Regions from separate parts of the Mus musculus genome. Here region 2 is linked to region 1. A link is a loop called in an ENCODE intact Hi-C map of the cell type or tissue named here. Cell type or tissue: heart. All regions are shown on one strand.

Evidence for each region. Peaks named below come from ENCODE experiments on the same cell type or tissue, not always from the same donor. Only the 100,000 strongest peaks of a DNase experiment are listed, where the experiment ranks them.
Region 2: it touches region 1 in a loop (9-fold over the local background); 8 of 42 quality-filtered maps call a loop at or near these places.

Annotation. Positions count from the first base shown.
Region 1 is chrX:9,283,102-9,291,101 of GRCm38, forward strand. All of the region lies in intron 2 of Xk (X-linked Kx blood group), which reads left to right. H2al1m (H2A histone family member L1M) reads left to right here and starts at 663. Exons shown (of 1, transcript NM_029588.3): 1 at 663-1,187. The coding sequence starts at 758. The coding sequence ends at 1,075. In heart, no CTCF peak of the experiment used is centred here; no DNase peak of the experiment used is centred here.
Region 2 is chrX:9,557,627-9,565,626 of GRCm38, forward strand. No RefSeq gene overlaps it. Among named protein-coding and RNA genes, the nearest start is that of H2al1o, 11 kb to the right of the region's middle. In heart, no CTCF peak of the experiment used is centred here; no DNase peak of the experiment used is centred here.

The sequences.
Region 1 (8,000 bases):
GATACATATGCAGCTAGAGACGGGAGCTCCGGGGGTTACTGGCTAGTTCATATTGTTGTTTCACCTATAGAGTTGCAGCTGCCACCAGCTCCTTGGGTACTTTCTCTAGCTCAGTTTTACTATAAGTACAGTGTTGTGCCATGATAAATGTTACCTATCCTATTAGATTCTAAAACCTAGAAACATTTCATCATATCAAGAAGAAAACATGAACACGTAGGCCTTGTCAGATTGTAAAAATCTAAGAGAAAGAGTTCCCATAAGAGGAGGATATAACCAGGTGGGCTTGGTGGCCTGCCTACAATTCCAGTTGTGTGAGGCTAAGACAGAATCTCCAGAGCAAGGAGGCTAGTAAGACTATATTGGTGAGCTCTGGCTTGGATTGAGAGATCTCATCTTAGTTAATAAGATAAAAGACTGATCAAGGGTGAGTCTAGTTCCCAACTTCAGGCCTTAGGAATCATATGTGTGGCCACACAGGACACAGGAGCACATGCAAACATTCACTCACACAGTCTCACACACACATGAAAATGAGAAAAGATAAAAAGGACATATTCAGTAAGATGTGCTGTTTCCTAATATGGGCATTTCTGCACTGAACACCAGAGTTCAGTGGCTACCAGTGATATCATAAAGTATGTTGTAACAAAGTCCTCTCAAGGATAACTTCTTAGGTGGGTGAGAAGGTTGGTTATTTGGAGAGCCTCGGGCCAACAGAGAAGGCCATCTGAGCCAAAACCTCCACACAGACATCATGGCCAAGAAAATGCAAAGGCGAAGAAGACAGAAAAGAACCCGCTCCCAGAGAGGTGAGCTTCCTCTTAGCCTTGTAGATCGTTTCCTACGAGAGGAATTCCATTCCAGTCGCCTGAGCTCTTCCGCACTTTCATTCCTCACGAGTGTGCTCGAGTACTTAACATCGAACATCCTCGAACTGGCTGGTGAGGTGGCCCACACCACTGGCAGGAAGCGCGTAACTCCAGAGGATGTACGTCTGGTGGTACAGAACAACGAACAGCTCCGCCAACTCTTCAAACCAGGTGGCACATCAGTGAATGAGGATGACAACTGATGATGCCTGGGTCTCAAGAGTCTGGAGGTTCACCGCACCTTCAGCCTCACCCTGCCCCAGTGTCCTACTAGCTGGGGGAGCAAATCAAATATGCTATTAAAGCATCTAGATCGAACCCCATTGATCCTGGCTCCTTTTGTTTCTTCATTTTGAGCTAGAGGTTGTTATGAACCACCCGGGAGGGTGATGGTGGGTTTGAAGCTGTCGTTAATGTGGGGAACTTGATTTCCAGAGGAAATTTCTAATAGGGACCATGTGGGCAGTTGTCTTGGTGGGAGGAGATGGTGATGTGTAAGCACTTTTGGCCTGGTGGCAGTGGGAGGATTTGGCTAAGGTAGAGGGCAGAGAAGATGTCCTGGTAGTCTGTGAGCCCACAAAGCCTTGGAAGGCCAGGAATTTGGTTCCAGCCTCCCAGGCACATTGGAGAGAAAAGCTGGAAGAAGACTCCATGGGAAGACCAGCAGGCTGGACTAACTGGAACCTTGAGATCTCTCAGATACTGAGCCACCTACCAGACAGCATACACTAGCTGGTCCCAGGCCCCAACACACATATAGCAGAGGACTGCTTGGTCTGGACTCAGTGAAGGAAGATGCACCTAACCCTTGAGAGACTTGGAGCCCCAGGGAGTATGGAGATCTAGTGGAGTGGGGACATCTTGGAGACAGGAGAGGAGGTATGGGATGAAGAACAGCCAGAGGGCAGTCCCAGAGGGGGATAACGACTGGACTGTAAAAAAGAAAAGATTAAAAAATAATAAAAATATGCAAAATAGAAACTATAGGTAGTTTTCCTTTTTTTAATTTTTAGAATTTCTGCCTCATTACAAAAGGATTTATATAAGAATTAGTAGGTATACAGTGCTATGATGCTGTATAGAATATATGCTTCTAGCATCCTTTCTTTTTTTCTTTCCTCCTCTTTCCCCTCCTCTTCCTTCTCCTCCACTTCCTCTTCTTAGGTTTTGAAACAGGGTCTCTCTACACAGTCCTGACTGTCCTGACTCACTCCATAGACCAGGCTGACCTTGAACTCACAGAGTTCTGACCACCTCTGTCTTTGAGTGCTAGAATGCCCCCTCTGTCTTAGGCACACTGGTCATCTAAATAACAGTAGTGGGGAAATGCTACTGTCTAACTGCCTTGTAATTCAAGCAGGTCGAAATAGTTACACAGTATTAACGAACTTATTTATGAACATCTTCAGTGCTGTTCTCAGAAGGGAGCTCTGGGTTTTCAGTGATAGGATACGTCATAAAACCTTGTAGCTCCTGTCATCAGAGGCTGAGCCTGGGTTTTAGAGAGTTTTCATGTATTATGAATAAACTCTGCCCCTAATGTTTCACAGAACATATATGGGATAACTAACACTCAGGAGCTGCTCCAACTTAGCACTGGGGCCCCTGCCTCTAAGTGTCCACATTTGGGGTGTTCACTTTTCATCAGCTCCTAGGCTTATGCCGCTGCTGCCTTTTAGACAGAACTTCTCAGAGGCTGTCCAGTCAGCTTTCACAGCAGAATCAGAAGAGTTTAGTTTCAGGTCCTAGGGTACCACATTCTTTTCATGTGATCTTGACCATTCCTTGTTTCCTCTGAACAGTGGCATCTTTCTCCTCCCCTGTCCGCACATGCTCAGGGTGCTTTCTAAAGAGCAGTTAGCTCTGCCTGATGCTCAGGTGACTGATGGGAACTGGGACTACCAGCTATGACCACCACCCTCTCTTGTCCTAGAGGTGGCATAAGAAAGTACTCAAGAATTCACTTTCAAGAACAACCGCCAGGCAGTGGTGGCACACGCAGTTAATCCCAGCACTTGGGAGGCAGAGGCAGGTTGATTTCTGAGTTTGAGACCAGCCTAGTCTACAGAGTGAGTTCCAGGACAGCCAGGGCTACAGAGAGAAACCCTATTTCACAAAACAAAACAAACAACAAAACAAAAACAAAACAAAACAACAACAACAGAAAAACCAAAAACCACTTAAATCTTCCTTTGGGTAGGCCAAATAGGTTAGGCAACTGGAACTTGAATTGGGCTTTATTAACCAAAATCTTGTTCTGTTAAATATCATGCTAACTTTCCAGTATTAAACTGTTCTGCAATTTACAAAATGTGTTTCATGTGTATGAGTGTTTTGGCTACATGTATGTCTCTGTACCACATGTGTACATTCCTCCTGGAGGTGAGAAAGGAGTGTCATGTCCTCTGGCGTTGGAGTTAATAGCTGGTTGTCAGCTGCTGTGTGGGTGATGGGAAATGAGCCTGATGGAGGACATGCACATAAGTATCCTAACCGTACTTATGTTAGCATGGTTTCCTCCACTAAGATTAATGAAGATAAGGCTGAGCACCTCTTTTGCTTTGATTTTTCTCCCCGTGGCTCGTTAATACTGATGTAGGAAAGTCAATTTCTCTAACATTGGCTCTGACGAGTTGAAAGAGCAAATGGTTTCTTTCCAAGGATTCTTTGCAAATCTTAGACAAGTTTAACCATGATTTTCACTTCATTTCACAAAAAAGCAATATAAATTATGTTTTAGCACTTTATGATAAGAGCAGATTACTACCCCAAAACTCTCATTTTCACAAAAAGAAAACCAGTTGAAAACGACCATTTTCTCAGAAAGGCAACCAGTTTTAAGGTTTGTTTTAATAAAAATCACCAAATGTGTCTTTGGACTGTCTTACTAATAAACCCAATATAAGAAAGGTAGTTTTGCCATTTTCAACTCCTAGTGGTTGTGATACAAGAACTGTACAAGTTTTGTCTATCACTATCTCCTCATGGAGGGAGCCTGAGGGCTGAGCCCTCCCTGAGGTCTTATAGGCAGTTGAGCAGGATGAAAGCCCCTCCCCCTCCATGAGGAAATACTGGTGTTTAACTGTTGCTCAGGAGGGGGAAGTCAGTTACCTCAGTAGTTTAGACACTGGTAAGTTAACCTGTGGTACCACAAATAACTCTTTATTCTTTTGTTTACACATACACAGAGACTAAAACAGGTTTGGCAAAATTTTAGTGCCTATTTGTGTACCTCTTTTAGATTCTTTTTCCATAGACCTTTTACAGTTTTCTATAATGATCAAATTTGTGATTTACCATTCTTCCCTTTTCCCATTCTAGAGCAGCAAACCACTGTACCTTAGGGCAGACACAGTATCTTTTCTGCCAGTAAGAAATCCTCCTAGCACTTAGAAGGCTGAGTGAAGCAGGAAAATTGTCACAATTTCAAGGCCAGTCTGCAAGACAGAAGTCCAGCTCAGCCTGAGCTATGCTGTGCGACTGTCTCAAAAATAATAAGCCTTATCATCTTGAGATTCCTAGTATATCTTCATTCACATAACTTTTAAGGGGCTTCTTGTAGTTCCCGAGGTAAAGAAGACTGATGGATAATTAGGAGTTTCTGTCCTTCCAGCAGACTTAATCCGTTTCATGGGCACACCTAGTGCCTTCTTACACCACTTGCTCCCATAGCACCTTTCACAGCATGGCAGAAACCATTGTAGTCATTTACAGACCCAAAGCTAGAACCTCTTTTTAGTGTGGGCTTGGTAGATTTACCAGCCCATTCTCAGAATCCTATCTTACTTGGAAATTATCTTAAAAAGATACACTGAATATTTGGTCTTTAGTTTTCCAAAAACCTCAGAAACACTGATCAAAATAACAGAATACAATAATTAAACAGAACAAAATTCATTTTCTTTCAACATAAATTTAGGCCTTTTATAATATTAAATATTTGTTATGAGTAATTGCAGCTCATTTGGTCATGAATATGTATGTTTTTAGGAAAACAATTCTAAGAAACTTAAAATGTATATTTGTATTGTTATATATAACATTGGCAAATTAGAGAAGGCATGCTTATTTATGTTAAACTCACGAATCTACTCCTATTTATTGCCTATTTTAAAAATCAGAAACCTCCCTAGTCAAGATCTTAAACAGCTGTTCTCCTGTATGCCATGACATTTTTAGTTTATATTTAAATGTATTAACTGATCTGCTAATGAGTAGAAATCTGACAGAGCAGATTCTCTGTTCCCTTTCAGCTAATGACTCTATTCTATGTCAACTATGACTACAATTAGAAATACCCAAATTCTAAAGTCAAATCCTCACCTCTTTCTACCAGTCATAGGAAATCATTTAATAGCTATGGTAGTGTAAGTCTGTAATCCAGCACTTGGGAGTTGGATGCAGGAGGGTCAAGGACTTTGACTGTTCATAGCTACATAGTGAGTTTGAGGCCAGCATGAATTATGTAGGACTGTCTCGAAAAAAGCTGTCCCCCACTATCAAACAGAAACATAACGTTAGCATAAAGACATAAAAATAGTAAATATGAGTATCCTGTTGGCCCTCTGGATTTACCTGTACAAGTCAAGAAGGAAATTCCAGGGCAGACCTTTCACTTTGCATAATGTGTACTTATCAACAAGATCTGCCTTCTATGTGATTCTATATTATGTGACTCTATGGTCATCTTTTCCTGTGTTGCTAAGTGTTTAAAAGGCACTCTTTCTTTAGAAAGGGTAAAACCATGTTACCTGTATATATGCCACTTATCTATTCACGAGGAAAATGGCAGATATAGCCAGTTCAGTAGGAGAATGTTGACCAGCAATACTAAAATAAATGTATAATTAGAAATCATTTTGTTTTACTCTATTGTTGAAAGGAAAACTACTGAAAGCTGGATATCCATTGCGATCCCTGTTTAGATCAGTATCCTGACAGCATATAGCCCAGAACTGGTAAGAAACAGGGCTTAGCCAATCACAGGAGATGCCTTGCCCCAGACTTTGGAGATGGCAGCAAATAACTGTAAGGACCACCTCTTATTTTAGACAGAGGCAGTACAATTGATGATGACATGTTCCAATATAGTTTAAAAAATTCTGATGCTTGTGTTTTAGAGCTTGGCCAGGGCCATTCTAGCCCCATCCTTTGACAAAAGCACAACACAGCTCAGAAAATCATGGTGATGCCATCAACAAATGTCAGAGTTTAAATCTATCGATGCCCTTCAAAGTTCTCTCTGGCAGTTTTTAGATGGTGGTATTTGTGAGAGATCTAAATGAACCCTAGGATCAGGAGCATGCTGTGTAGAGTTGGGAATGGATAAATAGACTGGAGAGATAAAATGTGAACCATGGCAGATCCTTGGATAGCCTGAGCCACATATCCTTGCAGCTGTGGCAAAAGATTCAGAGCAGATTGCCAATACTCACTATGAGCAAGTACCCTAGCACACACTACAGTGCTTTCTTTTATTTTTCAGGGCTTTTACCTGTGCCAGGGAATGAAGCTTGGGTACTGCTGGGTGGTGTGTGGAAGATAACATTCATTAGATCAGTTCAAAACTAAGGGGGGTGGCAGTTAATAGGCAAAGCTTCAGACTATGTCCTTTCAATGGATAATTAGGATCCAATCTAGGTGAATCTCTGGATCCCCAGTAGACACGAATAGCCTGCAGTACCTTAGAGTAGCACCCAGCTTAATGATGCTTCTGTTTCTCTTGTGTCTTTCTGTCATCCTCCTCCCCCAAGTTCATTCTGCTTTCTTGGCATGCCTCCCAAATGAACTTTTTTGTCCTAACCTGTGGTATATGAGCGTAGTTGTCTGAATAGAGATGATAAATTGAGCCATTACATGCACAACTGTGGAAATGGAAACCATCCAGGGGCAAATGTTGTAAGGTCTACATAGTCTGTGAAAAAGTGAATGCTTTCGCTTTCAGCAGGAGAGTGAATGGAGTTTTTCACTAAGCTGGATGGGGGCCAATAAAGGGTTTATTTTACTGTTGAGTTTAATAAGAATTAACCAGAACACAGTTGCAGTTGTTCTTACAGAAGTTAACTGGATAGATGGGTAGAGGCTGGCTAGTATACGGAACTTGAATTATTGATTTTCGAGGTGTTTGTTGAAAATCATGATTAATAATTTCCCCCCTCTGTGTCATTTCTACTATGTTTGTGTGAAGGATGAATAATCTAGGATACATAGACATAGCTTTATTGCACAGTTTCTGAACGTTGGTGATTTGACAAATCCATCTGTATGATCAGGTCATACTCTAGAGCTCTGCATTAGGCAAACACATTCTATAGCTCCTGGAGACATACACACAAATGAACAAACACAACTTTATCGTGTTGCTTGTTTTCAGAAATGACTGCTTTTTATGAATAATCTAAATGCAATAGCTTCAGCTTCTATGTTCTTAGAGACAGATTAGGAGAATGAGTTAGCGGACGGTCTTTTGTGTGTATATGTAGTCCTTTACACGAGCTAAGCCTACACATTTCAGTCATAGCATCAGTTTCAGGATTTTACATGCTTACTCATAAGAACATGCATACACAAAGATCTTCCAAATCTCTAAAATGTCTAAAATACATTGAAATGCTGACAGAGTGAGAATATGTGCTTTTTAAATATGTTTATGTGTTACGCCTTTACATGAGGTGTAAGGTTTTTAGAGGGAGGCTGAAGGGTGAACCCACAGGAGCTACTAGAGCTGGATGTGGGAGGATGTGTGGTTTATCATGGCTGTGTCAGAAATTACTCTCTTCTGTATGGTTCCTACTTCCCTGTAGGCTACTCTGGTGATCCAAGGCTCTGAAACAGTTTATGGATAGAAACCTGTAAGGTCTCTTTCGTCTAGCCATTAGCCAAGGATTCTCTCAGTTGCTATAGATCTTATTTCCACAAAGCCTGACCAAGAGGAGATTGAGAGACAGACGTAAATGCCTCCCATGGTAATGTGCCTGCTGAATCAGCACTATCGAGTGGAATGTTTTCACATTAAATGCACAGAAACAAGCTTTCTCTAATCACTAGCCTGTTTTGCCACCCAAGCCATGCTGCATTGTCTCTCCCTTCTGTCAACTTATCTTTATATATTCACAATTAGCCTGTCTT
Region 2 (8,000 bases), 270 kb after region 1:
AGATGGATATTTTAAAGAAATTGAAAATTTAAGAATATGTAAAGACTGTGGGACTTTTAAAGTTATTTAGATCTTGGGGATGAATAAGAATGTAAGGATTGAGGCTTACTAGTGATGTGTTTGTGTGTCAAGTTGACAAGGGGTCAATTGTACTGGCTAGTTTTGTGTCAACTTGACACAGCTGGGGTTATCACAGAGAAAGGAGCTTCAGTTGAGGAAATGCCTCCATGAGATCCAACTGTAAGGCATTTTCTCAATTAGTGATCAAGGGGGAAAGGCCCCTTGTGGGTGGGACCATCTCTGGGCTGGTAGTCTTGGGTTCTATAAGAGAGCAGGCTGAGCAAGCCAGGGGAGGCAAGCTAGTAAGGAACATCCCCCCATGGCCTCTGCATCAGCTCCTGCTTCCTGACCTGCTTGAGTTCCAGACCTGACTTGCTTTGGTGATGAACAGCAGTATGGAAGTGTAAGCCGAATAAACCCTTTCCTCCCCAACTTGCTTCTTGGTCATGATGTTTGTGCAGGAATAGAGACCCTGACTAAGACACTATGAATATATATAATATATATGAATATATATGTATATATACAAATATAAATATATCCCATATATATAATGGAATTCTACTCAGCTATAAAAAGGATTAATCTTGTCATTTGTGGAAAGAAAAGAAATTTTAAGTAGTTGAATCAAATGACAAAACCCTTATACTCAAAGTACCAGATGATCTCATTCATGTGTGGACTCTAAAATCCCTGACCACACAGTATGAGACTGTGGAGAATAATGGGGTGTGGCAGTGAGGGTGAGTGGCACTGATGTGTCAAAGCATGAGCACTAAGTTATAATCAGATAGTACTAGTAAATTCTGGCATGCTGTTGCACAGCACAGTAATTATACAGATGATCATATATACTTCCTAAACTAAAAGAGATTATGTTGAATCATTTCATTATTGTGCCTGGCACCAGCAGAAGTCAGAAGAGGGGGTCAGATAACCTGGAACTGGAGACACAGATGCTTGTAAGACAAAATGGGGATGCTGGGAACCAAACCTAAGAGCAAGCGTTCTTAACCACTCCTGATGGTCATTAGAAGAAGCTTTGATACTTAAGATGGCATTAGAGATATGACTAAAGGATATAAAGAATTAAGTGGAAAGGAAGACAGGCTAATTGTGAATATATAAAGATAAGTTGACAGAAGGGAGAGACAATGCAGCATGGCTTGGGTGGCAAAACAGGCTAGTGATTAGAGAAAGCTTGTTTCTGTGCATTTAATGTGAAAACATTCCACTCGATAGTGCTGATTCAGCAGGCATATTACCATGGGAGGCATTTACGTCTGTCTCTCAATCTCCTCTTGGTCAGGCTTTGTGGAAATAAGATCTATAGCAACTGAGAGAATCCTTGGCTAATGGCTAGACGAAAGAGACATTACAGGTTTCTATCCATAAACTGTTTCAGAGCCTTGGATCACCAGAGTAGCCTACAGGGAAGTAGGAACCATACAGAAGAGAGTAATTTCTGATGCGGCCATGATAAACCACACATCCTCCCACATCCAGCTCTAGTAGCTCCTGTGGGTTCACCCTTCAGCCTCCCTCTAAAAACCTTACACTTCATGTAAAAGCGTAACACATAAACATATTTAAAAAGCACATATTCTCACTCTGTCAGCATTTCAATGTATTTTAGACATTTTAGAGATTTGGAAGATCTTTGTGTATGCATGTTCTTATGAGTAAGCATGTAAAATCCTGAAACTGATGCTATGACTGAAATGTGTAGGCTTAGCTCCTGTAAAGGACTACATATACACACAAAAGACCGTCCGCTAACTCATTCTCCTAATCTGTCTCTAAGAACATAGAAACTGAAGCTATTGCATTTAGATTATTCATAAAATGCAGTCATTTCTGAAAACAAGCAACACGATAAAGTTGTGTTTGCTTATTTGTGTGTATGTCCCCAGGAGCTATAGAATGTGTTTGCCTAATGCAGAGCTCTAGAGTATGACCTGATCATACAGATGGATTTGTCAAATCACCAAAGTTCAAAAACTATGCAAAAAAGCTAGATCTATGTATCCTACTTCATTCATCCTTCACACAAACATAGTAGAAATGACAAAGAGGGAGGAAATTATTAATCATGATTTCCAACAAACACCTCAAAAATCAATAATTCAAGTTCCCTATACTAGCCAGCCTCTACCCATCTGTCCAGTTCACTTCTGTAAGAACAACTGCAACTGTGTTCTGGTTAATTCTTATTAAACTCAACAGTAAAATAAACCCTTTATTGGCCCCCATCCAGCTTAGTGAAAAACTCCATTCACTCTCCTGCTGAAAGTGAAAGCATTCACTTTTTCACAGACTATGTAGATCTTACAATGTTTGCCCTTGGATGCTTTCAGTTTCCACAGTTGTACATGCCATGGCTCAATTTATCATCTCTATTCAGACAACTACTCTCAAATACCACAGGTTAAGACAAGAAACTTCATTTGGGAGGCATGCCAAGAAATGAACTTGGTGGAGGCAGAAGATGGAAAGACACAAGAGAAACAGAAGCATCATTAAGCTGGGTGCTACTCTAAGGTACTGCATGCTATTTGTGTCTACTGGGGATCCAGAGATTCACCTAGACTGGATCCTAGTTATCCATTGAAAGGACATAGTCTGAAGCTTTGCCTATTAACTGCCACCCCACTTAGTTTTGAACTGATCCAATGAATGTTATCTTCCACACACCACCCAGCAGTACCCAAGCTTCATTCCCTGGCACAGGTAAAAGCCCTGAAAAATAAAAGAAAGCACTGTAGTGTGTGCTAGGGTACTTGCTCATATTGAGTATTGGCAATCTGCTCTGAATCTTTTGCCACAGCTGCAAGGATATGTGGCTCAGGCTATCCAAGGATCTGCCATGGTTCACATTTTATCTCTCCAGTCTATATATCCACTCCCAACTCTACACAGCATGCTCCTAATCCTAGGGTTCATTTAGATGTCTCACAAATACCACCATCTAAAAACTGCCAGAGAGAACTTCGAAGCACATCGATAGATTTAAACTCTGACATTTGATGATGGCATCACCACTATTTTCTGAGCTCTGTTGTCTTTTGTCAAAGGGGCTAGAATGGCCCTGGCCAAGCTCTAAAACACAAGCATCAGAATTTTTTAAACTATATTGGAACATGTCATCATTAATTGTACTGCCTCTGTCTAAAAGAAGAGGTGGTCCTTACAGTTATTTGCTGCCATCTCCAAAGTCTGGGGTAAGGCATCTCCTGTGATTGGCTAAGCCCTGTTTCTTACCAGTTCTGGGCTATATGCTGTCAGCATACTGATATAAACAGGGATCGTAATGGATATACAGGTTTCAGTAGTTTTCGTTTCAACAATAGAGTAAAACAAAATGATTTCTAATTATACATTTATTTTAGTATTGCTGGTCAACATTCTCCTACTGAACTGGCTGTATCTGCCATTTTCCTCATGAATAGATAAGTGGCATATATACAGGTAACATGGTTTTACCCTTTCTAAAGAAAGAGTGCCTTTTAAACACTTAGCAACACAGGAAAAGATGACCATAGAGTCACATAATATAGAATCACATAGAAGGCAGATCTTGTTGACAAGTACACATTATGCAAAGTGAAAGGTCTGCCCTGGAATTTCCTTCTTGACTTGTACAGGTAAATCCAGAGGGCCAACAGGATACTCCTATTTACTATTTTTATGTCTTTATGCTAACGTTATGTTTCAGTTTGATTTGTGGGGAACAGCTTTTTTCGAGACTCATGCTGGCTTCAAACTCACTATGTAGCTATGAACAGTCAAAGTCCTTGACCCTCCTGCATCCAACTCCCAAGTGCTGGATTACAGACTTATACTACCATAGCTATTAAATGATTTCCTATGACTGGTAGAAAGAGGTGAGGATTTGACTTTAGAATTTGGGTATTTCTAATTGTAGTCATAGTTGACATAGAATAGAGTCATTAGCTGAAAGGGAACAGAGAATCTGCTCTGTCAGATTTTTACTCTTTAGCAGATCAGTTAATACATTTAAATATAAACTAAAAATGTCATGGCATACAGGAGAACAGCTGTTTAATATTTTGACTAGGGAGGTTTCTGATTTTTAAAATAGTAAATAGGAGTAGATTCATGAGTTTAACATAAATAAGCATGCCTTCTCTAATTTGCCAATGTTATATATAAAAATACAAATATACATTTTAAGTTTCTTAGAATTGTTTTCCTAAAAACATACATATTCATGACCAAATGTGGTAGAATTGCTCATAACAAATATTTAAGATCGTAAAAATCCTATATTTATGTTGAAAGAAAATGATTTTTGTTTTGTTGAATTATTGTAGTCTGTTATTTTGATCAGTATTTCTGAGGTTTTTGGAAAACTAAAGACCAAATATTCAGTGTATCTATTTAAGATAATTTCCAAGTAAGATGGGATTCTGAGAATGGGCTGGTAAATCTACCAAGCCCACACTACAAAGAGGTTCTAGCTTTGGGTCTGTAAATGACTACAATGGTTTCTGCCATGCTGTGAAAGGTGCTATGGGAGCAAGTGGTGTAAGAATGCACTAGGTGTGCCCATGAAACGGATTAAGTCTGCTGGAAGGACAGAAACTCCTAATTATCCATCAGTCTTCTTTATCTCTGGAACTACAAGAAGCCCCTTAAAAGTTATGTGAATGAAGATATACTAGGAATCTCAAGATGATAAGGTTTATTATTTTTGAGACAGTTGCACAGCATAGCTCAGGCTGAGCTGGACTTCTGTCTTGCAGACTGGCCTTGAAATTGTGACAATTTTCCTGCTTTACTCAGCCTTCTAAGTGCTAGGAGGATTTCTTACTGGCAGAAAAGATACTGTGTCTGCCCTAAAGTACAGTGGTTTGCTGCTCTAGAATGGGAAAAGGGAAGAATTGTAAATGACAAATTTGACCATTATAGAAAACTGTAAAAGGTTTATGGAAAAAGAATCTAAAAGAGGAACACAAATAGGCACTAAAATTTTGCCAAACCTGTTTTAGTCTTTGTGTATGTGTAAATAAAAGAATAAAGAGTTATTTGTGGTACCACAGGTTAACTTACCAGTGTCTAAACTACTGAGGTAACTGACTTCCCCCTCTTGAGCAACAGTTAAACACCAGTATTTCCTCATGGAGGGGGAGGAGCTTTCATCCTGCTCAACTGCCTATAAGACCTCAGGGAGGGCTCAGCCCTCAGGCTCCCTCCATGAGGAGATAGTGATAGACTAAACTTGTACAGTTCTTGTATCACAACCACTAAGAGTTGAAAATGGCAAAACTAACTTACTTGTATTGGGTTTATTAGTAAGACAGTCTAAAGACACATTTGGTGATTTTTATTAAAACAAACCTTAAAACTGGTTGCCTTTCTGAGAAAATGGTCGTTTTCAACTGGTTTTCTTTTTGTGAAAATGAGAGTTTTGGGGTAGTAATCTGCTCTTATCATAAAGTGCTAAAACATAATTTATATTGCTTTTTTGTGAAATGAAGTGAAAATCATGGTTAAACTTGTCTAAGATTTGCAAAGAGTCCTTGGAAAGAAAGCATTTGCTCTTTCAACTCATCAGAGCCAATGTTAGAGAAATTAACTTTCCTACATCAGTATTAACGAGCCACGGGGAGAAAATCAAAGCAAAAAAGGTGCTCAGCCTTATCTTCATTAATTTTAGTGGAGGAAACCATGCTAGCATAAGTACGGTTAGGATTCTTATGTGCAGGTTCTCCATCTACAATTCAACCAACTGCAGACTGAAAATGTTAGAAAACTGTGTAATGAAGAAGTATAGTTCGTTTTCATCCTCCCCTAAACAATCAAGAAGAAAAGCTATTTACATTCCATTTATATTGTGCTGTTTATAAGTGACCTGTAGCTGGCATTAAGGAAGAGCCACGTGTAGTGGTACCTGCCTGTAGTTCAAGATACTTAGGAAGCTGACGTAGGAGAATCACTTCTGCTCCCAAATATGAGATGAGCCTAGGCAAGATAGCAAATTCCTGTTCAAATCAGATAATAAGATAAAATATAGGAAAAATGGGTGTATATTATAAGTAAATATAACACTACTCTATGTAATGTACTTAAGCCTGAATCATATCTTCATATCCACAAGGGCCTGGGAACCAATACTAGATACTTGGCAACAGATTATAGAGCTCAACTTTTAATTATCAGGGTCCTGTTGTTGCCGTCCCTCATGATGTTTGGTAATAAAATTATGGTGTTGCCAGTTGTTATTTCAGTAAATTAAGAAAAAAGACTTCAAATCTTCCCTTTTAAATTTTTGTTAGGTATCATATAACAGTAATTTTTGAATAAGAATTCATATTACACTTTTCTATGTAGCTTTATTAGCACATACACACCTACAAATTATTGCATGTGTCTTTGAGATGTGTCATTATTAGAGCTATTTTGGCCAAAATAATCTTTTTATATTAGTTTTGTTATCTTATTTTGCATATCAATTTTCTACTCCTAATTCCAGGGGTATAATCAGATGTATTATATCTATTATGCACTCTCACCTGATTGTTCACATGTGAAAATTATTAGAAGTCACCAGTGAACTACAAGGACTTAGGTTTCATTCTTCTCTATTTTTTTTTTATCTATAAAGAACCAACAAGTTTTTCAGAGTCCAGTAACAATGGACTTCAGTGATTTTAGAGAATAGGATCTTAGGCACAGGCTTCTCATGTCATAATGTAAGTGCTTTTCAGACCATGTAAATGACCAGTTTAAGAAGAGGGCCTGGAGAATGACTCTGAGGTTAAGAGCACGTTTAGAGGATCAGGTTCATTTCCCAACACCCACACAGCAGCTTACAACCAGCTATTAACTCCAATGCCAGAGGACATGACACTCCTTTCTTGCCTCCAGGAGGAATGTACACATTTGGTACACAGACATACATGTAGCCAAAACACTCATACACATGAAACACATTTTGTAAATTGCAGAACAGTTTAATACTGGAAAGTTAGCATGATTTTTAACAGAATAAGATTTTGGTTAGTAAAGCCCAATTCAAGTTCCAGTTTCCTAACCTATTTGGCCTACCCAAAGTAAGATTTAAGTGGTCTTTTGTTTTTGTTTTTGTTGTTGTTGTTTTGTTTTGTTGTTGTTTTGTTTTGTTTTGTTTTGTGAAATAGGGTTTCTCTCTGTAGCCCTGGCTGTCCTGGAACTTACTCTGTAGACCAGGCTGGTCTCAAACTCAGAAATCCACCTGCCTCTGCCTCCCAAGTGCTGGGATTAACTGCGTGTGCCACCACTGCCTGGCGGTTGTTCTTGAAAGTGAATTCTTTTTTTTTTTTTAATTTTTTATTAGGTATTTAGATCATTTACATTTCCAATGCTATACCAAAAGTCCCCCATACCCACCCACTCCCCCTTTTTGGCCCTGACGTTCCCCTGTACTGGGGCATATAAAGTTTGAAAGTCCAATGGGCCTCTCTTTCCAGTGATGGCCGACTAGGCCATCTTTTGATACATATGCAGCTAGAGTCAAGAGCTCTGGGGTACTAGTTAGTTCATAATGTTGTTCCGCCTATAGGGTTGCAGATCCCTTTAGCTCCTTGGGTACTTTCTCTAGCTCCTCCATTGGGAGCCCTGTGATCCATCCATTAGCTGACTGTGAGCATCCACTTCTGTGTTTGCTAGGCCCCGGCATAGTCTCACAAGAGACAGCTACATCTGGGTCCTTTCGATAAAATCTTGCTAGTGTATGCAATGGTGTCAGCGTTTGGATGCTGATTATGGGGTGGATCCCTGGATATGGCAGTCTCTACATGGTCCATCCTTTCATCTCAGCTCCAAACTTTGTCTCTGTAACTCCTTACAAGGGTGTTTTGTTCCCACTTCTAAGGAGGGGCATAGTGTCCACACTTCAGTCTTCATTTTTCTTGAGTTTCATGTGTTTAGCAAATTGT